Regions from separate parts of the Homo sapiens genome. Here regions 1 and 2 are each linked to region 3. Evidence: chromatin loops called from intact Hi-C (ENCODE). Cell type or tissue: endothelial cell of umbilical vein. All regions are shown on one strand.

Region 1 (8,000 bases), 140 kb after region 3:
TACCTGCCAACTAGTTTTAAAAGAGAATGCCAAATAGATTGTACATACAAATAGAATATGGGACTTGATCATGGCATATTTTGGCAGGCAGAACATAAGTATGCTAAGAACCAAGCATCATGCTTTTTGTTCCTATCTATTTCGCCTAAATGAAACTCTTCTACGTGATAAACATGTCTCCCTTTGTGTAGCAAAATCCACCCTGAGTCCAACTCAAATTTCATCAAACTACAATTCCTTTCTACAAGTCACCAAATCACTTTATTGCAACCACCAAATGCTTTCCTATTAATTGAAATGGTATGATACACTTACTTTTTGATATATCCTCCAGGTTTTCAAGATCCTATTGCAAACAAAATGATGCTTTATGACACTTTATAATATTCCACCCTATTTCATTCTTTCCATAATTTCTATCATTAAACAGCCTTCTCTCACCACCACGCCCAACAAAACTAATCTATTCCCCAACTGCCTATCAGAGACCAGATAAAAGTCAGTCTATCACAGCAGCAGTGATGGTCATGCCAATTTCACAGTGTGATTTGTGCACTCATTTCATTTTGAAAATGACCCTGCCCTCCATCTGTCTAAGCAGAATGTCCTGCTCTTTTCAAGCCAGGCCTCTGGAGCAGCATCACATGAAATAAGGAGGAAGAGACACAGAACGGCCTCCCTCCTGCCCACTTCAGCCACCATGCTCACAGGTACCCACACAAAGAGGAGAACCCCAACTGAATCCTGGTAGGGATCCCAGAAATTTGGAGGAGAATATAGTCCTTTTATTTTCATACATTTTCAAGAAGCCATTTGAAGATGATGTAAATACAACTCTGCAAAACAGAGAGAAAGACTAATGAAGGGCAATTTCCCATTCCCATGTTGTCATCTCACCTTAATTTAATAGCAAATTACCTAAGGTAACAGTACATATATAAGAATTTTAAAATACTGAGCCTTGCGAGGCACAGTGGCTCACACCTGTAATCCCAGCACTTTGGAAGGCCAAAGTGGGAGGGTTGCTTGAGGCCAGGAGTTCGAGATGAGCCTGGGCAACATGGTGAGACCCTATCTCCATTAAAACATTTTTTAAAAAAGATTAGCCAGGCATGGTTGTGCACCTGTAGTCCCAGCTACTCAGGAGGCTGAAGCATGAGGATCACTTAAGCCCAGGAGTTCAAGGCTGCAGTGAACTATGATCATGCCACTGCATGTCAGCCTGAGCAACAGAACAAAGCCCTGTCTCTAAAAAATAAATAAATAAAATACTGAGCCTAAATTCCCAAGGGAGAACCATCAGGCAGCCTGCTGTAAAGAAGTCGATGCACCCCTTCCCCCAATTTATTACTGAGCAGTATCCTCTACCCATGTACCTCCTTGGGCTTAAGACTCTAAAAGGGTGCACCAAGAGATCAGATTGAAAGAAGCCTCAGAATAGAGTTATAGTAATATTCCACAGTTGCTTTCTGTGGGGTCTTAGGTGAGCCAAAGTCCCATTCAATCCTGAAATGGGTGCAGTTTCCCTTTCTTGGAATTGATGCACTGGGAAGCTCCTTGTCTAGTTCCAGCCAAAAAGACCCAACTCTGCCAATTCCTGGCAAGGGAGAAGACTGAGTAAGTACATAAAGTCAGTCATATGATGATATGAGCAATCACACACCTACTAAAAATCTCCTTCCAGTGATACTGGGTAAATACGAACTACACAACTCCAGTAGTCACATCTGCTCACAGCTGGAATCAAGGCCTAGAAGTTCAAAGTTTACTAACTACACAAAGTTAGTTCATTGTTTTAATGGAGAAACAAAGACAATAATATTCCTTATACACACTTAGCACCAAACAATGGGCCCTTACAAACTCACGTACATGAGATACATGGATTGGGTTATTCATCAGTCACTATTTCCTATTGAAATTGGTTATTGGATATCATGGTTCAGCCCCTACCTACCTAGATGTGGCTTTAAACAAACTATTAATTTAATAGTTTGATTTAATTAATGTAATACTTAAATCTTTAAACCTTTCTAGCCCACAGACTTCTTAAACTACAATATGCAGAATGCAGGCTGCTTATTCAAATTAGAAATACTATATGTAAACAGTCTCTAATAGAGGTGCTATATGATATGGTTGACATCGTTATCAACCGTATGATAGCTGTGAAGTTTATATACAGAAAAGATTTATGGGCAGTAACACTATTATGGATGCATACAAAGGATTTGCAGTAATTATGTAGCAAACAACACACTTTTACTTGGATTAGGTTTATATTAGGTGCTAGAGAGACCAATGGATATCATGGGAGATGACAAAAGATACTGATTTCTTATTGGCAGAGACAGTTGGAGGACCACAGCAATGGATACAACCAAGTGTAAACGCCAACATATACTCAGTAATTTTTTTTTTGTCATGGAAAAGGAGAGATACTGCGATCAAAAACAGATCCTCTCCCAGTACCAATTAAGATTCACAGCACTTTTTCCTTATTAACCTCTGGAAACCACCAAAATAAGAAGGATTTCTGTTTGCTGCTGTATTCTGTTCTTACAAACTGTGCCCTCGGGGTAGCATAAGAACCTGCTCTAATTCCAAGGGAATTCAAGGAGTTAACTCCCTTTTGCCATCCCGCTCCTTTTATTAAAAGGTCCTTTTATTGTACTGACGATCTCTACTTTATTAAAAGTAAGCCAAACGCCAGCATTAGTATAGACCACACCAATGCACAAGGCTCAAAATCGCCAGAACATGGTGCCGGAAATCTTCCTCCGATTCGCTAGAGACCGAGGTGGCACAACAGACACAGAGAGTGCCCCTCATCTTTAGGGGGCAGGGAAGGCGAGTGACCGTGCGTCCACACGGGCCGCGAGTCGGGTCGGTGCAACAGGGACTACGCCTCCCAGCATGCAGTGCGGCCACGCCTGCGCAGCGGCGCCACAGGAACGATGCATGCCGGGACCGGGAAGATTCAGTCTCTGAACGGCCCGGAGTAGTCGTCTTTCCCCTTCTGACTGCCGCCACGCTGCAGTCCAGAATATTTGAAGATCAAACCGAACTTGAGAGACTAACGAGAACGGTCCCTTTTTATTCCTAACAGATTCCTTCCGTGGCAAAGTAACCCGTCGTCTTCCGTTTCCGGTTGCCCGGTTGCCCTGTTGCCGTGGTAACCGCACGCATAACAGCCGTGGTGGTTATGGCTGGTCTGAGCGGCGCGCAGATCCCCGACGGGGAGTTTACCGCGCTAGTGTACCGGCTCATCCGCGATGCCCGCTACGCCGAGGCGGTGCAGCTGCTGGGCCGAGAACTGCAGCGGAGCCCCAGGAGCCGTGCCGGCCTGTCGCTGCTAGGCTACTGCTACTACCGCCTGCAGGAGTTCGCGCTGGCGGCCGAGTGCTATGAGCAGCTGGGCCAGCTGCACCCGGAACTGGAGCAGTACCGCCTGTACCAGGCCCAGGCCCTGTACAAGGCCTGCCTTTATCCGGAGGCCACTCGGGTCGCCTTCCTTCTCCTGGATAACCCCGCCTACCACAGCCGGGTCCTCCGCCTGCAAGCTGCCATCAAGTATAGCGAGGGCGATCTGCCAGGGTCCAGGAGCCTGGTGGAGCAGCTGCTGAGTGGGGAAGGGGGAGAAGAAAGTGGAGGCGACAATGAGACCGATGGCCAGGTCAACCTGGGTTGTTTGCTCTACAAGGAGGGACAGTATGAAGCTGCATGCTCCAAGTTTTCTGCCACACTGCAGGCCTCGGGCTACCAGCCTGACCTTTCCTACAACCTGGCTTTGGCCTATTACAGCAGCCGACAGTATGCCTCAGCACTGAAGCATATCGCTGAGATTATTGAGCGTGGCATCCGCCAGCATCCTGAGCTAGGTGTGGGCATGACCACCGAGGGCTTTGATGTTCGCAGTGTTGGCAACACCTTAGTTCTCCATCAGACTGCTCTGGTGGAAGCCTTCAACCTTAAGGCAGCCATAGAATACCAACTGAGAAACTATGAGGTAGCTCAAGAAACCCTCACCGACATGCCACCCAGGGCAGAGGAAGAGTTGGACCCTGTGACCCTGCACAACCAGGCACTAATGAACATGGATGCCAGGCCTACAGAAGGGTTTGAAAAGCTACAGTTTTTGCTCCAACAGAATCCCTTTCCTCCAGAGACTTTTGGCAACCTGTTGCTGCTCTACTGTAAATATGAGTATTTTGACCTGGCAGCAGATGTCCTGGCAGAAAATGCCCATTTGACGTATAAGTTCCTCACACCCTATCTCTATGACTTCTTAGATGCCCTGATCACTTGCCAGACAGCTCCTGAAGAGGCTTTCATTAAGCTTGATGGGCTAGCAGGGATGCTGACTGAGCAGCTTCGGAGACTCACCAAGCAAGTACAGGAAGCAAGACACAACAGAGATGATGAAGCTATCAAAAAGGCAGTGAATGAATATGATGAAACCATGGAGAAATACATTCCTGTGTTGATGGCTCAGGCAAAAATCTACTGGAATCTTGAAAATTATCCAATGGTGGAAAAGGTCTTCCGCAAATCTGTGGAATTCTGTAACGACCATGATGTGTGGAAGTTGAATGTGGCTCATGTTCTGTTCATGCAGGAAAACAAATACAAAGAAGCCATTGGTTTCTATGAACCCATAGTCAAGAAGCATTATGATAACATCCTGAATGTCAGTGCTATTGTACTGGCTAATCTCTGTGTTTCCTATATTATGACAAGTCAAAATGAAGAAGCAGAGGAGTTGATGAGGAAGATTGAAAAGGAGGAAGAGCAGCTCTCTTATGATGACCCAAATCGGAAAATGTACCATCTCTGCATTGTGAATTTGGTGATAGGAACTCTTTATTGTGCCAAAGGAAACTATGAGTTTGGTATTTCTCGAGTTATCAAAAGCTTGGAGCCTTATAATAAAAAGCTGGGAACAGATACCTGGTATTATGCCAAAAGATGCTTCCTGTCCTTGTTAGAAAACATGTCAAAACACATGATAGTCATTCATGACAGTGTTATTCAAGAATGTGTCCAGTTTTTAGGACACTGTGAACTTTATGGCACAAACATACCTGCTGTTATTGAACAACCCCTCGAAGAAGAAAGAATGCATGTTGGGAAGAATACAGTCACAGATGAGTCCAGACAATTGAAAGCTTTGATTTATGAGATTATAGGATGGAATAAGTAGTTATGACTGATAGTGGCTTTTTTCAAAATGGCTTTCTTACGTACCACACTTTTTTTTATCTGTATTTAGCCTTGGCATCTTTATATTTGTCTTATTTTGAATCTTATCCACTTTGTAAGAACAAGTTTATGTTTGAGCAACTTTTTCATTTAATCCAGAAGGGTAGGGACTATGCAGTGTAAGCTGCATCACTTCTGCTTTCTTCCTACTAGTGACAATCATCTGGTCTTGCCCTCAAGCAACAATTGCTAGAGTAACATCTTTGTATAAGCAAGTAACCCCAGATAGAGTTGACGTTTCAGCTTTGGGCTGTCAAAAGGGTATGTCATGGACCAAAGCACTGTTAGTACGGGTATGTTTGCATTTGGTCACTGATATGTAAATGACTGCTAGCCCACGGCTGGACCACTTCTCAATCAGCAAATAAAGCCATGTCTATTTTGCTATCTCAGCATAGACTATGCTGTCTGATAAATCTAATTCTTAACTCTATTTCTCCAGTTTTTTAGTCCTTTAACTTTCTGGATTGCAACGAAGTCTAGTTTAGACCTCTAAGCCCTTTTAGAAGTACAAGTATAATGGGAATTTCTTTTCTTGGTTCTTTTCAGGTTATGAGGTTTGGTCAGTGACAAAATTTTTTTTCATAATTTGGTTGATTGGTTGCTTCTTAAGTTTTATAATAAACGTTTTTCTTCATGTTCTATTTTTGATTTTACAGAAATGATTTTGCCTCCTTGTGGATACTGACATATATTAAGTGTGGAAGCTTATTAATATTTTTGGTTTTTTAAAAACTGAAATTTTTAATTTTTACTTTTTAATTTTTTAGGAAAAAATAAGCACTGAACTGAGAATGAGAAGAATAAAAGTATGAGTTCCATACCTTCTAATTTTAGGCTGTCAGAAATTCCTTTATTCTTTGGGATTTCACAATCATTTGAACTATCAGAAGCCTTTACAATTACTTTTAGCTGTAACATCCGATTCTGTATAAGCCACATAGAAAAAAGTTGCCTTTCTTTTTTTATGACCTGGATATATAAGCAAATCAGCTAGGAAATATATAATTGTATTTTATATTAATGTTTTCTAGGATTTTGGCTTACAGTAAATGTTAACCCCTATGGTAAGTGATTGTTATTGTTGGATGTTATACTGATTATTAATAAGAAATTTGGATTTTTGCCTTTTTACCTGGAATTTTTGCTTACAGCCGTAGCTATGAATATATATAGGGTGGTCCCCAGTCTCTGTTATGGTTGCGCATAAATTAATAATTTTATAAGTATTTAGAAATGGTATAATTCTCTTAACTTCCTCTTTCAGTTTTTGTACTAATGTTTGTTTTTGTTCGGGAAGAGGAGATTTGCTTTTAATCCTTCCAAAAAATGATGAACCACCGTTCCATTCAGTAGTTTGACAAGCTGTTATAATGTGTATTTTTTCCTCAATTATTCTTGAAATATTTAGAGCCTCTCCTGCTTCTAACATGAAGGCCTTTAGATGCCAGTCTGCCAGAAATCTGGAAACAGAGGAACCGGTGAAGTGAAGATGTAATGGAGATTTAGCTAATGATGTACTTCACAATCCACCTTGGATCTCCTGCATGTCCAAATCTCAGTAGTTAATCAAGTGTCTGCTGCCATTAACAGAACAGAAGTAATGGATAACAGAATGGAAATAAGAGATGCCAGAACTACTTCCATAACTAACTCACCAAATCAAATCATCAGTCCTCATATTCTTGTTTTATTTAATACAAGGAGAAGAGGCCATGCACTTTCCAAAAGGTCAAAGCCACATAGAATAGGAAGGCAATCTCTAGTTTAAAGCTTTCTCTTGGAGTGTTTTCTCCCCCTGTCTTCAAAGGGTCTACTTGAGAGATAGTGGTGTTTACTGCTGCAGCATGTATCACAAGATAAGAAATGAAAAATCAATCTTTCTTACCACCCTGTTCTCTTTCCCTTTTTTATCTTTTCCCTTTTGTCAATTATAGAATTATAGGGACATTTTTCTCTGATAGCTGGAAGTTGAACCTCAACCAGGTATAAAAGATGCATAACAACCTTTTAGCAGTAAGTGTCAAGTGAGTGAGCACTATGATTATCAAGGTGACTTTGGAAACCTTTTAAAAATGCATTTTTGCAAAACAAGATAACATATATTGATAAAAAGTGACTCTCAGATTGGTAATGCCAGAAAAAATTTTAAGAGGACTCACCAAAAGTACTAGATCTATGTAAGTTGTAGAATAGAGTGAAGTTTTTTTATATATTTGTGGTAGCCTCCATCTTTTAAACTTTTTGAACTCAGTAGAAAAACAGACTGAAATTTTAAAGACATGCAGTATTTGTATCATTTTAAATTCTGTAACACTGGGAATTAAATATACTCAACTTTAGAGGACACTTGCCTTACTGTAATCTATAATCATTTTATATTGAAAAATAGGGCCAGACATTAGCCAAACGGTAATTAATTTACTAGCCATAGGTATAGTGTTTAATATTCTCTTGGGGAGTGAGTCTTTACTAAGTGATTACTCTATACTTGATACCACTATTAATTGAGGTTCTTTTGGTTGTTTAATTAAATCAGCTCCTTTGGATTTGGGCCAAGATTGATCCACCACATACTGAAATCCGTTCTACAACATCATAATGTGTATTTACTAGAAAAGGACTTGCTTCATAAGGAAAAATTATTAGAATATAGAGACTTATAAGTACATTTCTAGTGTGAAAAATAAGCATTTGTTAGTTTAAGTGAGACCTGCCAATAACTTGATTGCAAATAT
Region 2 (8,000 bases), 150 kb after region 3:
GCAGGCGTCTAACATGGCAGGAGCAGGACCAAGAGAGAGCATGAGGGCGGAGGTGCTACACACTTTTAGTCAACCAGATCTTGTGAGAACTCACCATCATGAGAACAGCACCAAAGGGATGGTGCCAACCATTCATGAAGCATCTACCCCCATGATCCAATCACTTTCCACCAGGTTCCACCTCCAACTCTGAGGATTACAATTGAACATGAGATTTGGGTGGGGACACAGATACAAACCATGGGGACACAGATACAAACCATATCACATGCACCAGGCTGCATCCCAAAACAACTAAAGAATTTCTGAGGGTGGAACCCAGGTATCTGTATTTTCCTGAGCTTTCAAAATGCAGCCAAGGTTGAGAACCGCTGGTCTAATTGATCACTATAATTTCCCTTTCCATGATTAATTTAGGAAAAGGCATGTGACCCAATCCTTACCAAGACACAGGAAGTCTCCTGGAAGGCTGCTGGGAAAGCTTTCTTTACCCCTTTGGAAAAAAAAAAAAAAAGGACATAAGAAAAAGTCTCTCTTCATCAAGCATTGTTGATCTGAATCTGGTGCCACCAGTTTGTGACCTTGATGGAGGGTCGTGGTGACTTTGGGTGAAGGTGACTTTGAAGATATCTTAAGAAACAGAAAGAATTTGAGTCCTTGATGATCCTGGAGCCTGACCCACCTCTGAGTCTTCAGTAGAATGGAAATAATATCTTATTGTTTGAACTTGTTTGAGCCATATTTTTCTGCTTCTTGTCTCTAAAAGCACCCAGAAAACACCATTGAAAAAGATTTTCTCTTTGACAGAACTCTACTCAGGCTCCCCTGAACTTTTCAAGTAGGCCTTGACTTTTGGACTTCCGTATTTGTCCCTACACTGTCCAGTTTTTTTTTTGTTGTTGTTGTTTTGTTTTTTTGAGACGGAGTCTCGGTCACCCAGGCTGGAGTGCAGTGGCGTGATCTCGGCTCACTGCAAGCCCCGCTTCCCAGATTCATGCCATTCTCCTGCCTCAGCCTCCTGAGTAGCTGGGACTACAGGTGCCCACCACCACACCCGGCTAATTTTTTGTATTTTTAGTAGAGACGGGGTTTCACCGTGTTAGCCAGGATGGTCTCAATCTCCTGACCTCATGATCCACCTGCCTCAGCCTCCCAAACTGCTGGGATTACAGGCGTGAGCCACCGTGCCCGGCCTGCACTGTCCAATTTTAACAAGAATCCTTGGCTTAGTAGACTCCCTCTTCCTTCATATCTGATTACCCTCCAGATGTTACTGGGTCTCTTATTCTCCACCATTCCTCAGGTATGTCTGATCACCCCAGCCTGCTTTCAGCAAGAATCCTATTATGTCAGTCTGGCCAGAATCCCCACTTAGCCCTAATGTCTGCTCTTAGTACTTTTCCATCCATTGATCCCCACCCTGCTCCTTGGCTATAAATTCCCACTTGCCCATGCTATATGTGGAGTTAAGCCCAATCACTCTTCCCTACCGCAAAATCGCATTGCAGTGGTCCTGTATACCTATGGAGGTAGTTCCCACATACACACCTTAAATAAAGGATGCCTCATCATCTAAAGTGTCATTGAATTTCTTTTGGCATCACATATACGCCATACATTTTGACTATTGTTCATAGGGTGATGAATCTTTATGCGTATTCCCAAACACTCTGGGAGTATGTCTTCCTTGAGACCCAGCGTCACTCCTCAAGTTCAGGTGAGTAGGACAAAATTAACTGACCTTTGTAAAGATGTTACCCAAAACCTTGACTTCATTAGCATTAACTGCTCATCAAGTCTTTTGAAATTGCAACAGCTACTCATAAAATTGGATATGAATTCACTGGAAGAGCATTCACTTATGTAGAGTTAAATAGAGAGTTAAATTGTTCCACCCAAAGAACTAAGTCTAAACCTTGCTTACTGCTTCTTGGCAAAAACACAAGGTAAATACCAATGCATACAGCAAGTCACAGAAAACATATTCCCCAGTTTTAGAATTTCCTCCACATTCACAAAGGTGATTTCAGTAAAATCTCAGTAACGATGAAAGAATGAAAACAACAGCAGGATTTAGCGTTGAAGTGAGACAACCTAATCTATTCTCTGGTGAGAAATGCTAATCTATGTACAGCACTATTGCAGTCTTGGCCCTTTCCAGCTATAAATCTGGTTAAGGGAAAAGCTTCATAAAAAGTAAATACTTTAGGTCTTCCTGATAATCCCCCTCAGCATTGCATTCCACTTATCAGGCCCAACTTAATTCTGAGTTGTTGGCTTATTTCGGTTCTCTAAAAGAAGGACGCTAGAAATTAAAATTCAAACCGGATGGTCCACATCACATCAGGGGATTGGGACAGTTGATTTACTCCTATAATCTCTTTAAACATCTACCAGGAGAGGTTCTAAGGCAGAATTTATTGCCTCCTCCTGCCATCTTTGGGCCTACAAAAAACGAAGCAAAATCCTTCTATGAAATCTGAAACTCCAGTCACTGATTTCCTGGCTGATGTCATTTCCAAAGCACGATGTAGCCCTGTGATAGTCACAGCGGTAATCTGCCTCTCTATGGGGTTTCCATCTGTTTGCCATCAGAAAGAACCTCTTTGGGAAGCCACGGTAAATGCAGAGAACCCATTCCTCCACATGGGTCCCAGAGTCTTGTATTAGCTTTTCAGTCTTCAGGATCAGCTGCTGTTAGAATTGAATATGCTTAAATTTCTGCTGTAACTTTCATTTTCATCCATGTTTGGTTTATCATGGGCTACTTGGTAAAAATCTTCCATATGATTCTGAAACTCTTATGCAAATGTTACCAAAATGAAAATTTAGCCGCTGCAGTTCTTTCCTTTGGGAGAAGAGTTTTCTATATAACTTTAGGTAATGCACTTCTTAATATAAAATGGATTGTACTTGAAGCAAATCTTTCTGAGCTCTTTAGGTCCAAAGTTGCTTAAAAGTGTAATATTTTGTGTTGAAAGGCTGTTTATTCACTTCTTTTTAAAATTAAAATTTAAATTTTACAGATGGGGTCTCACTATGTTGTTCAGGCTGGTCTTGAATTCCTGGCCTCAAGTGAGGCTCCCATCTTGACCTCTCTAAGTGCTGAAATTACAAGCATGTGCCACCATGCCTAACCTAGGTTATTTACTTCTTATTAAGTGTTAACAGAGATGATATAATAGGTTAGAGCCAAGAAAACAGATTACAATGACAAGACGTTTCAAAAGTGATCTTTTGTGGGTCAGCTTCAATACAGATAATTCACTGTAAATAATTGGGGGTTCACAGCAGTATCAAGTTATAACTAACTGGGAATTGTATTGATCCAGCCATAAATGCATAATGGTCGCTTTTTTTACTGAAGAAACAGAGCATGAATTAATTCCACAGGAATGTTTAATAAAGGAAACGATTTCATGAAGATCAGCCTTTTTCTCATCTCCATTCTTCCCTGCAAGTACTTCAGCCTTCACAGTGCCCAAACAAAAACAGACTCTATTCTGTTCCTCAAGGAATAATTTATTAAACATGTTTTTGTACATTGGTCTTTCTGTGTTTATGTGCCATTTCCTCAGAGAAGGCTGACTATGAGGATGAAATAGAAATAACATCACTGTTCAATATTCTTCAAGCCCCAATTCCTAGGAGATGACAAGGATGCAAAGGTCTTTTTATTCATCCTGTCAAATGCCAGTTTGTTTCAATGTGGTTTCCCTGAGTTCAGTGTCAAATGAGGCACAGTCCCCAGTGGGCAGTAGAGAAAGACGTTTTCCTCACCACACTGGAGAAAAGAAATATGAATACTAAACCAAATGACTGTCAAAGGATGGAAAAGAGATGAAGAAAGGCCTCAAGGAAGAGGATAAGGCAGAAGGGCAAGACCAGATGAAGAAAGGCAATCAACAACTTGCCTTTAAAGGAATGATGAAATTATGACTACCGTATTTACATGACTTAAACATGAGGTGCTACCTCAGTGTTTTGTAAAGCATGTTACACGCATGCAATAATTAATGGAGAAGAATTTGGCACACAGATGAACATTTTTCAAGAGCCATGTATTTATTTTATCGTGTGTATGGTTTATGTACCCATTCACACACATACGCAAACACATATATACCTAACACATCAAACCTGAAATTTCATGGATTCTATTGCTTAGGATGAAGCTAAAATAAAAATGGTTTTATTGAAGGAAAAATATTAAATAATACACATAGTACTAGGCTATGGCAAGAAGCATGACAGTGATAGTTGAATGACTGAAGTTTAAGAAATCTTGGTAAAGGCAAATGAAAGAGTTTCATGAGAGAGTGTGGGGAGAATCCTACTCTCCGCTGATCAAAAGTGTGATTTTTATTTACATTGATTCACTATTTTCAAAAAGCTAGCTTTATATTTTTAGTCAGATATTTTCACCACCTATGGTGAAAATTTCCTTGGGAGAATGCTGCCTAACAAATGTATTGGAAAACAACTGTAAACTTTCTAGAGCTGTATTTGCTTGTCTGAAGAGTTGAAACTTTATAAACTATGTTTTTTGTTGTTGTTTTCACATTTCCTTACCACTCTAATCTGTTCTGATATTAGGATTTTTCCCCCATTTCTCACAAACCTAACAAGTTCTGACTTTTTGGTGGATGACAAATCCTACCAGTAGAGGGGGCCTTATTCTGCTTGGAAAGTCCTCTAAGCTCAAGGATCTTTGCAGGAAACAGGATCACCCCTCCATTTGTTTGCTGACCACCACCTCCTTTTACTCTGACTTAGTCATTTTACAGTGTCAGCACCAGCCTGTGGATCTGTCTGACAGCGGATGTATTGTCACAGTGCAGTCTGAGATCCAGCCTTCAGCTTTTGTAAGAATCCAGTTAGCCACTGCACAAAACATCTTGTTAAAATCGTGAGTGTTCTGATCATTACCACATTTTTCATTATGTGTGTGGTAATCCTGGGCTGACTAGGCTGGGATCCAATTGTGTTCATTTTGAGTTGGATTCAAAGTTTTAGAGTTGGAAAGATTTTTGAAAGCATCTGTTCCAACTCTCTCATTCCACAAAGTATAGACACTCAAAGAACTTATGTCCCACAGAAACTTACTAGTGTGGAAATAGGATTATTCAGCTTATGTGAAAAAGTCCTTCACAGCCCACTTTAGTCCTGACTGCATCTAGGGGCTGTGCAACTTTGGGCAGGTCATTTAACCTCTGAGACTCCGTTTTCTTTTCTATAAAATAGGTAACCATTAAAATCACTTCAGTTCTATTCTATTGGGATCACTGCCACTAAGCATTTAGAGGCAGATGGAGTGCTAAGGTTGTAGAATTATGAATGATTTGTCTTTTACTGAAAAAAGTTTATAACTGTTGCATAATCTTTATCTTCTATTTGCAGGCAATTCTAAGGCCTCTTCTTGGCTTTATTGTTCCTTTCTGTTCTTTAAATTTGTAAATGATTTTTAACTTTATGAGCATAGAAGGCATTAAAATTCGACTATACCGGAACAAAAATTTATAATTCCAGCATGAATGCAACGATCAAAACGTTAATCCAGGACGGTAAGAGAATGTGGAAAAGTGAAAACAGTTGGCATATTAAGGTTGTAACAGTGTGAATGATTTGTCTTTTTTTAAAAAAAAGTTTATAATTGCAAAATAAACATAATTCAGAAGGATGAAAAAGTCCATGTAAAAAGCAATGCAGAGGTGAAGGATCCGCAGTCAGCCAGAGATTTTAGGGGGTGAAGCCAGAGCAATCAGCAGACCCGTGAGCGCCAGCACTTCCCACCAGACCCCACTCCTGGTGTGTGCCTCAGCCTTGCAATAAAGCTTCCCCTTCTTCAGGATATTGAATTGGGGTTCAGAGAAAGCCAGACATCATGTAATCAGTTTGAAATTACAGCGTATATCTAATAAAAGCCCACAAAACTTGCCAAAAAATTTTTTTTCCCTGAATCTCTTAAAGAGCAATGTGTTTGCTAAGAAAGGGGGACATGGGAAAGAAATCATGTATAAGAGAAACCTTTTCACAGAACCAACACAACTTCAGACCCGACACACATACTGGCAGATAGCTTAAAATAGGAACCCCGTCACCTTAGAAGGAGACAGAGAATCACAGTCTTCACCTTAGAGTGAGGAGAGCCCTGTTCAGCCTGGATCCCAGGAAGGTCCACTCCATCTCTTTTCCTTCTGTTGACATAGCTGCTCTGTGGAGAGGACAAAGGTCTTTCCTGCTAAGTAAAATCAATGCATTAGAGTGTTTTGATGATATACATTTGGATTGATTCTATTGGAGACACAGGGCTCACTTCATTGGATGTGGGTTCTGTGCAGTCACACAAAGCTTTACACATAGGAGGATCCTCTTCGTGCTTGGTTTAATCTCTGCTGTCACTGTTTTGAAATTCTTAATAATTTGTGAACAAGGGACCTCACATTTACATTTTGCACTGGGCTTTGAAAACTATGTAGCTGGTCTTGGCTGGGCGTTTTTTATGAGGCTGTTCACATTGTTACATAGATTTCTTACATTACTGCTCTATGGTTAACCCTTTCAACATACTTAGCCTGTTGGCCTGCTGTGGGCAACATGTGGCTTGCTGTGAGTTGGGTCTGTGTCTTCCCATGTGTTCTGTAGTGCAGAGTGTGGGTCCCTTCCATGCAGATTAGTCCTTTCACCTCTTGTAAGCTCCAGGTCAGCGCCTGTGTCTTGCACAGACAATCCAGCAGGTTCTTTGTCTCTTCCCCAAATGTCCAGAGCTTCATACTCTTTTTACCACGGGTGCTCTAAGAACACACCACCCTTTTAGAATCAACATTAAAGGTAGTTGAGTTCTTCTGAAAACTTTGCCTGGGTAAAACATTAGTGTAAATCTGTGCTACTTTGAGCATGCCACATTTACCCTCATAGGCCTTGTATGTGGCAAACGACGAAGAGACCTTCAGTGTTGTACTTCCTCTTGCTCAAACATCTGTTGATTTTTAACATTTGATTTTCTGCAGGTCAGGGTCTGCTTTAAGATTTGAAAGTGGCTCCTTTGAATGCGTAAAATACAATTTAACTACAGCTCTGTAGCATTTCTAGAGCCAAAACCCCATGGGCGACACAGCAAGAACTGGCAACCTCCCTACTCTAGCCCCATACACAAAAGGCCCGGAGGAGGATCAGAATGGCCCTTGGGTAACATAGCTCCTTTAATATTCTAGCAATAATTTTCTTCTCCCCTGCTCTCCTCCCAGAGCAGAACAGGAAAGAAACCAAACACTGTCCTATACAAAAATGGGGCCTAATGCCCCAAGGGGGGAAAGGAGGAGAGAGAGAAGAGGAAAGGTACCTTGCAAATTTGGGAAATACTTCTCAATATCAATGTAAACGCTATCATCCCAGAGCCTGGCACAGTGGCTCACGCCTGTAATCTCAGCACTTTGGGAGGCCGAGGTGGGCGGATCACTTGAGGCCAGGAGTTCAAGACCAGCCTGGCCAACATGGTGAAACCCTGTCTCTACTAAAAATACAAAAATTAGTCAGGAGTGGTAGTGGGTGCCTGTAATCCCAGCTACCCAGGAGGCTGAGGCAAAGGAGAATCACTTGAACCTGGGATGCAGAGTTTGCAGTGAGCCGAGATTGTGACCCTGCACTCCAGCCTGGGCGACAGAGCGACACTCTGTCTCAAAATAAATAAATAAGTAATAAACTATATTTTTCCTGAAAATGAATGTGGCCATTGGATGAGACTGGCAGACACAGCATAAGAGGTGAAGGGATGAGCACGCCTATAGCTCACCCTGGTAGAAATATTGAAAAATAAATCTGACCAGTAGACTTCAGACCCACCCTTCTCCATGCAACAAGAAATGCCCCCCGCCCCCCGACCACCACACACCTTATTGTTTCGTGAGGTTTAAATAGGAACAGCCATCACTAACCATTTGGTCGAAGTCCTGGATGGCTTCTGCAGACCAAATGACTAGGGGTGTTTGGGAGTGGAGTTT
Region 3 (8,000 bases):
GCAGCCGAGCCGGGCGGCTTGCACTGCTCAGGACGCATCCATAAATATGCGGAGTGCTTCGCGTTCAAATGTCCGGCTGTCTGTATGAATTGTGTCTTAATCAAATGCCACATCAGAAAAAGGATGGTTGTACTTTGTCACTCTTGAGTATTGAAGATAGTGGCGGAGGGCGGGGGAGTGGGTGCTGAGCATGAGGGGAACCAGATCTGCAAGCCCAGGCTCGTCTTCCCTCCTGCTGAGCTAAGCGGCTAGGTATTGAGGGCCCTTCAAGGACCCGCCTGACCAAAATACATCCTGTGGTGACCCTGACCTCCCCTCACATCAACTTCAGCAGCCACTATTTGTCACTTCTTTCTATTTGAAAACAAAGCGAGGACACTCTCCCCAGAAGATCACTGTGAGCATCTCCTTTCCCTGGGAGGAAGAGCGGGCCTGGAGGATTTTCTCCCACCTTCTCCCTCCCCCATGTTAGCACAGCAGAATTCACTGCATTCCCTAAGTGTCACACGGGAAGGCGCAGGAAGTCTGAACTTGAGGCAGTGAAACAAAGGAGGGCTCATTTTTGTTTCAGAGCGCTAGGAACAAAGCGGCGACAAGTCCTGAAGGTCCAGTGGAGAGCAACAGTGTGGCCCAGTGAGATCCCTGACTCCTGAACTGTGAAGGGAACTGGAGAGGTTAAAGTCATCAGAACCTTCCAGAACACTAGCGCATCTGGGACTGTATCACTTTATCTTCTTTTTAGTTTTCCTCTAATTAGATCCATTGATAACTCTAGCTGTGACGCCAGGAAATGAAGAACACGTAGTCCCTCACTTCAGTGAGAGGGGCTTGGGTTAGCCATCACAATGGGTGGCCTTCCCTCTACTGTTCGTTCAGTGTGCACAGAGCTACGACCTCCTGGCTGTTGGGCTTCTGTAGCCCTCAATCTCCAGTTGCACACTTTGGCTATCATTGTACAGTCATCATGGGGTCCTCATCACTGCCCGCCCCCACATGCAGTCCCGTCCATTCTGCCTTCCAAACATCTCCTGCTCCTGTCCATCCTCACAGCCCTCACTAGTTCAGATCCTCATTCTCCTTCAGGCAGGCCATTATTGTACACTGCTTTCCTAGCTGGGTTCCCGCCTCCTGCTGTTGACCCTATCCGAGATCCATCCTGTGCACAGCTAACAGATGAACAGATGAACTCTTCTGTTGGTGTAGGTTCCAGCTCACAAAGTTTAGTATCTTCTAGAAGCCTCTAGATTCTTTCAATTCGAATTATTTAATTGGACATTAAAAGTATTCCAAACTCTAACTTTCAGCTCACTTTTCCAGCCTGTTTCCCATGCTCCCACTGAGCTATCCTTAACCAAATAGTTCTACTTGGTGTTTTCTGCCCATTCCCTGTCCTTTTATATGTTTGCACCCATCCTTCTCCCTATCTGTATATATAAATCGCTAACAATCTACCTGACCCTTCTCAACTGCCCCTTTCTCCATGAAGTCATTCCTGCTGTCCTTCAGTCAAAAGTGACCTTCTCATTTGCCTTTCTTCCTACCATATTCATCACTTTCTACCTTGCAATATAAATCTTGGTGCACCTGTCTACTCAAATGATTAAAGCAGTTGCATTTTTAGGAGAGAATCCTTGACTTACTCATTTGGTAACCCTTATATCACCTAAAGCCATGCCTTGCACCTGGGTGCTGGAGAAATTTCTACCTTGTGACCAAATTCCTTGAAATGTTCGCCATTTTTATGGCAAAAGAACTTATAATGCTTGGGTGGAATTTTGAAGCAGGGACCTATGACGATGGAAATTTCTGACAATTTCACCCCAATCCTTGCTTTATGCTGTTTGAAACCCCTTGTTTTTATGTTCCTGGTTGTTGTCCTGTGCACCCTAAACTATATGAAAATAAAGGGATTCGTTTTCTTTGTTTAGGATAGGTACTCCTATCCTCTTTGGAGTGTGCTGTAATGATAGTGTCTCTCTTCCCCGCTGGAGGCAAAAGCCCCTTGCCCTTTAACTCTTAGTTGATTCAGCAATCTCTTTACTACTAAATACGTTTCTTCATTCATGTATCCTCCTACCACCACCCTGCTGACTAAATTTTTTTAAACCTATTTTTTTGACCTTCAAAACACCTAATGCTTTGTTATTTGTATTTGTATTTACTATTTTATATAGTTCTATAGTCTGTCTTTCCTGTTTTTGAAATCATGCTCTGGTTTGGCTGTTCTTCCTATTTTTCCTCATTTGGAAATGGATTCATCCAAAATCTTTTAAGTGTTTGTGAATCATAATTCTCTTGGTCTCAAGACACCCTATGAAATAGGAAGTTAGGAGACAATGTCTGGCTGAAGGGTTTTCTGCAGTCTCTGTAGCCAGATCTGCCCTTTTAACAGTCTTTGTAAGACCATGGACACAGTAAGACAAGAGCAAGCAAGTGTATAAAAAGACAAAGTAACCACCAGACCTTTTGGTTAATTTCAATTTCTAGGCTCCAGGTTTCCTCATCTGCAAAACAAAGCCATCTCTAGCTAAAAAATGCTATAATTTTATGAACCTATAAAATTTATCTCTAGGAAGAAAGGGGAAAATAAAACATAAAACAACATAAATGTTGACAAAACATTTAGGGGTTTTTATGATTTTCGCATACTCAAATTTTTTAATTCAAGCTCTGTTCAAGATAGCTCAGCTTGATTTAATTACATATAAGTAATTTCCAAAGCCCCCATGACTATATTATATTTGAAAGGTAATATAATATAATAATACTCATGAGGAAGATGTGTGATTACGTGGGTAAAACAAGAGTCTCAATCTCATCAGTATAAAAACTATACACTAATGCTACCTATAAATGTTTAAATAAGAAAAATGTCTTAAGTACTAAGAAATTGCAGTGTATAAAAACAGGTACATGTCCATTATCTCACTTGAGGCTCACAAAGTCTTGGTGAGGGCAGGGTTAGCATATCTCCATTTTATGTAGAAGGCAACTAAGGATCAAAGAACCAGCAAGAAAAATGGAACCCCTCTGCTTTGGTTTTTCTTCTGCAATGTTTTGTCTGTTCCTGAAGACAATGCTGTTCTTCAAGTGGCGGAGTAGGAAAATGGAAGCAATGTCATGGAGTTTCATTTTTAAGTCATTTCTTTTGATTCAGCTATTATTCTTGAAATCTTGGTGGCATTTTGACATTTTGGGGGTCAAATAAGCATGAATGGTAATGACGTCTGAGAAAGACAGAATTGTTGGCTGAACTCAACATATTGACTTTTAGTAAGACTGTTTATGGTACTCTTTGGGCAATTAATACGTAATGTTGTTTTATTAGAAACTTCTTTTTGTATTGTGGTTGTACTATCCATGTGACTTTTTGCCCTGGGGTTTTAGATTACTTGGGAACCTAAGGAAATTGGAAACAGAAACATTATGGAGACATTGCATCATTCTTAGCAAGAGAGTATATGGTTCATTATTCTGACATCTCGCCTGTCTTCCTTACAGTCTGATTGGCTATCTAGCTGTATCAAAATCTCTTGACATCTGGAAAGCTCAAAGGAAAAAGAGTAGTCCCACTCTATTATCCTGTGCTCTCCAGGCCTGCCAAGTACCTTGTACGAAAGATAACAAGGATATGAGATTGCAAACATCAGTTTCATGATAAAGCACTTGTCAGGTGATAAAGTCTTATGTTTAAGGCATGAGCACTTATGAACTAGAGACTATTTGGGGGAATATGAAGTGAAGAATGTGAGACTGGGCTTGCATTTTTTATAATATTTCCTATAGTGATACTTGATATTGGGAACATCATGGATGGTAATCTGCACATCTGAAATATGATGATTTTAACATAAAACTCTCAAGGTAAATTTTAAAGATTTTTCAGAAATTTTAGCTATTCTGAATTAGCTCCTGATACTGTTTCCATTTGTGTGTGCGTGTGTGTGTGTGTGTGTGTGTGTGTGTGCACGTGCTCCAACTTAACGGGATAGTCATATGATTTGGAGTTTCAACTCTGGCTTTACAAAAGGATCTCATGGCAATTCATTGTCTCCAAAGAGAGAAGCAAATGGAAAATCCCTGAGAAAACAGGGTCTGAGATGAAGCACTTTGGCCACTGGGTGCCATCCTTGCTCCACGTAAGGATTTGCTGAGCCACATTTCTAGGAAAATGGCTAAAACCCCAGAGACAGTAATTTAAAAGTAATATCGAGATATAATAATGTTTGTGTGTACGCATGACCTGGAATATGTTAGTGACATGGACAGCTTATTCATTTGCCCAGGCACGAGGTGGAGGGACTGGGGGACTCTCCCCTTTGGTTTAGCCTTAAGAACAAAGCCTGTGTAAGGCCCTTGTGCTTGCTGTATCCCAGTGAGGCAGCCGGCGGGTGGCCAAGGAGGCACCGTGGAGGTCTGGGGATTGTTGATGAGGTGGTGCAGTAGGCATCTGGAGGTCAGCAGGTCAGATGCTACATTAATTCTTTTTATTGTGGTGTGTAATTGCAGCATGCATGCAGCCAGGAGATTTGAGCCTCGCTGTCTGTGTGCCTGCACTCTATTCCTTCAATGCATTCATTTCCTTGCCAGAGCTGATAGAGCCATCAGGCACTCCTTCTCTTCCTTTTCCCCAGAATACTGCATGTTGGTGAAATGGTAGCTCTGTTGAGGTGCTTTTCGCTTCCCTAGAAGCAATTCATAACGTTCACAAAGACACCACCTTAGCCAGATATCAGAACATCTATAGTCAATACACAACATCTGTGCAGGATTTTTCTGTCTTTGGATTTGATAGCCACAGAGAATGTTCTTTGAATATTCTTTTTTTTTTTTTTTTTTTTTTTGAGACGGAGTCTTGCACTCTCACCCAGGCTGGAGTGCAATGGCGCCATCTCGGCTCACTGCAAGCTCCGCATCCCGGGTTCATGCTATTCTCCTGCCTCAGCCTCCCGAGTAGCTGGGACTACAGGCGCCTGCCACCATGCCTGGCTAATTTTTTTTTTTTTTTAGTAGAGATGGGGTTTCACCGTGTTAGCCAGGATGGTCTCGATCTCCTGACCTTGTGATCCACCCACTTCGGCCTCCGAAAGTGCTGGGATTACAGGATTACAGGAGTGAGCCACCGTGCCTTGCCTCCACAGAGAATATTCTAAGACTGTCATGTAATTCAGGATGATGTTTCCATCCAGGGCCTAAAGCATTTCATTGAGACTAAAAGGAATTAGGCTGTGAACAAGTCAGAATTTTAATAAAAACTGCAAGTCTGTTACAGTCCCACTGTAACAGAAAACTCTAGAATCGTTTCTATAAGACCACATGGTAGAAGGGATCTAAGTTCAAAACAGATTTCACCTCATCCCCCCAGGCTGGGGGCCCCAGCATCTGGCCTCATACTGGCTCTGAAAGCCTTCCCAGAGCAGCATCCACAGGTACTTCTTTACACTCACTATAATCAAATCCACACCCACGAAAGGTGAGAGTCTGAGAAGGGCTGGTAAGAACTTACAGCGAGGCTCTGTTCAACCTATCCAGGGATAAGAGGCTTAAATACTGTTCTGTTGTTAAGCATCTACAAGTGGACGGACTTTAAAATACATTTCCTGGGCTTTCTGTAGGATAACATGATACCAATCATTATACATTTTCAAATATTGCTGTTCACTAAGACAAATGCTATGATAACCACAGCATTTTTGCTGATTCTAAGTGCTTTCATAGCTCTTATTTCATTGAATGTTAACAGCAAGCCTCTGAAGGAGGCATCAGCGGCTCTATCCCATTTAAGGATCAGGCAGCTAAGAGAGATGTTACACTGCCAGTTTGGAGACCTTGGTTCATGCTGCTGAGGCCCTTTTCTTGGGCCCCAGTATATGCTCAGTCTACTCCATGTGACAGTCATCTGGAAAATAAACATTTACTGAACATTTTACCAGCTGCCAGGCCAGTTTTTGGTGCCTTACCTGTATTAATTTATTTAGTCTTCACAAAAACCCTACTATTATTTTTCTTATTTTACAGATGATAAAACTGAGGTACAAAGAGAAACGCCCAGGTAACTACATTGCACACATTAAGAAATTGAGATATGGGTGGGCATGCTGAATTTGTAAGATCCTTTTTGAAATGTCATGGAATGCGTTTTGTTTGAGATTCTTCTCGTCTTGGCTTGACCCTCCTTATCGTCTGATTGTGAGCCCTTGAATAATCTTGGTTTACTTTCTCGATAGATGGGTTCAGGTTTCAACAGACCTTGCTAAGAATGTTTTGGTTTGTTTATGTGTTCGTTTGTTTGTTTTAAGGTTACATAGTTTGAAAAGTAATCCAGCCCCATTGCTTGAGCAGGTATGATTCCTTAGCCTTCAACATTCTAGAATATCAACTTCAAGGGACATGTTTGTGGGCGCTAACAGCACTTATTTTCTCCAAAGGGCAAATTTCAAACAATTCCTGTGCTGAGTGATCCCATTCCTCTTGCTACTAGGTTCATTTTCCTAACACATACTATAATTCACCTCTGGCCTTCCTGGAGATGGAGACGAGTTCTGTGAAAACCAAGCTTTGTGATTTCTGTGGGAACAGGTGGCCGTCCTCAACACTTGGGCTTAAGTTTGTCAAACAACTCCGTAAACCACTGAAGCTGGCTTTTGAGGAAAACCACTTTTTACTCTTCCCCTCACCACCAACAGAAAAGATTTAGAATTCAGAAATGAACGAGAAGAGAGTGAGAGGCTTTCTGTGATGACATTTCTCCAATATGAATTTAAAGGGAATTTCTTTCCCTTTAAAACCATGAAGAAATTTATGCTTCTGCCTGAAATATCTTTTAAACCATCAGTGGTCTTCTTGAAAACAGCTTTACTCCGGTTCTCTGAGGAGTTGTGTGTGAGGGCAAAAGCTGGTTATTTTGATAACCCCTGAAAGACCAGGGGCCCACTATTCTAGTGTTAGCAGTGGCCCTGTCTGACCTGGGGTGCAAACAAGCTTCTCTCCCAACAGGAACTCTTTCTCTTATTGTGTGGTAAATTCATTAGTGGGAAGGCAGGGTTGAAATGGCCCCAAGGTCCCAGATGTAAAATCTCCTTCCTCTATATAGTATGTAAAAGCCCAAAGTCTTCCCAGGAAGTGTTACAAATGAGAGCGTAGTGCACACCAAAAGGAAACCCTGCCCCACAGAATGGGCTCCTGCAAAACCATCTGCTACCCTCAGAGCCACTTGGTGATTCCTGGGGCTGGCTGCTGTGACTCTCCACTAAGCACCCAGGTGGCCCCTTGGGCCAAATATGAAAAGCCTCACATTGCACATGGAGCCCTTGGGTACTCACTGCAGACTGGCTTGCTCTACAAAGGGGTAAAAGTGGCCTCTGGCAGAGCCTGGGTTTCTCATCTTTCAGCAACCCCTTCTAGAAGGGAACTATGGAGTCCCAAGTTCCAGTTTGGAAAATATCAGGGACATTTTCTGATTGGTCCGCTTGGCCCACTTGGTTCCCCTGTCCATCCCTGGACCAGTCAACTGTGATGAGGAGTGTGTGCTTAGGAAAGTGTGTCAGTTGGAAAAATCAAATCCAGGTGGAAACATGGGGTCGCAGCAGAAGGAGGGCCAGTTCTAGAAAGGAAAGAGGTACCTGGTGGATGGTATCATAGCTGTCCTTCACAGTACATGCAGGTAACTTTTGCATGACCCCATGCCCTCTTTTATGGCAGGCAGGCATTTCCTGGGATACAGGCAAGATGCTCACAAGAGCCTCTTCGTAATGTCTAGAAACTGGGTGACACCCACAAGTGATCGCTCTGTCTGCTGAAGTGGTTCCACAAGTGATGTTGGCTATATAGCATTATTGAAAAGAATGTTCTACTATGTCCTTAAAGCATTTCTATTTCCACAACTAAGTAGAATCAGGGGTGACCCCACTGATGCTCACCCTGATTTGGCTCTCAAACTTACCCAAATATTATAAGGCAAATAAATATAACTTCCAGGGACATGCCAATTAAATTGGTCC

Evidence for each region. Peaks named below come from ENCODE experiments on the same cell type or tissue, not always from the same donor. Only the 100,000 strongest peaks of a DNase experiment are listed, where the experiment ranks them.
Region 1: it touches region 3 in a loop (2.4-fold over the local background); 7 of 110 quality-filtered maps call a loop at or near these places.
Region 2: it touches region 3 in a loop (5-fold over the local background); 4 of 110 quality-filtered maps call a loop at or near these places.

Annotation. Positions count from the first base shown.
Region 1 is chr2:177,613,907-177,621,906 of GRCh38, reverse strand. IFT70A (intraflagellar transport 70A) reads left to right here and starts at 3,165. Exons shown (of 1, transcript NM_152275.4): 1 at 3,165-8,000. The coding sequence starts at 3,206. The coding sequence ends at 5,203. It overlaps IFT70A-AS1 (IFT70A antisense RNA 1), which reads right to left. Exons shown (of 3, transcript NR_198966.1): 2 at 4,387-4,606; 3 at 2,669-3,619. RefSeq lists an enhancer at 2,863-3,092. In endothelial cell of umbilical vein, no CTCF peak of the experiment used is centred here; a DNase peak (open chromatin) is centred at 3,036; H3K4me3 peaks cover 1,246 bases; H3K27ac peaks cover 1,196 bases.
Region 2 is chr2:177,601,307-177,609,306 of GRCh38, reverse strand. It overlaps IFT70A-AS1 (IFT70A antisense RNA 1), which reads right to left and starts at 6,247. Exons shown (of 3, transcript NR_198966.1): 1 at 6,134-6,247. It overlaps LOC124906098 (a long non-coding RNA gene), which reads left to right and starts at 4,630. Exons shown (of 3, transcript XR_007087317.1): 1 at 4,630-4,909; 2 at 5,401-5,564. In endothelial cell of umbilical vein, a CTCF peak has its summit at 4,670 (motif pointing right); a DNase peak (open chromatin) is centred at 4,756.
Region 3 is chr2:177,755,141-177,763,140 of GRCh38, reverse strand. The region is part of intron 10 of PDE11A (phosphodiesterase 11A); the gene reads left to right. Among named protein-coding and RNA genes, the nearest start is that of PDE11A-AS1, 86 kb to the right of the region's middle. In endothelial cell of umbilical vein, a CTCF peak has its summit at 4,102; a DNase peak (open chromatin) is centred at 4,130; H3K27ac peaks cover 332 bases.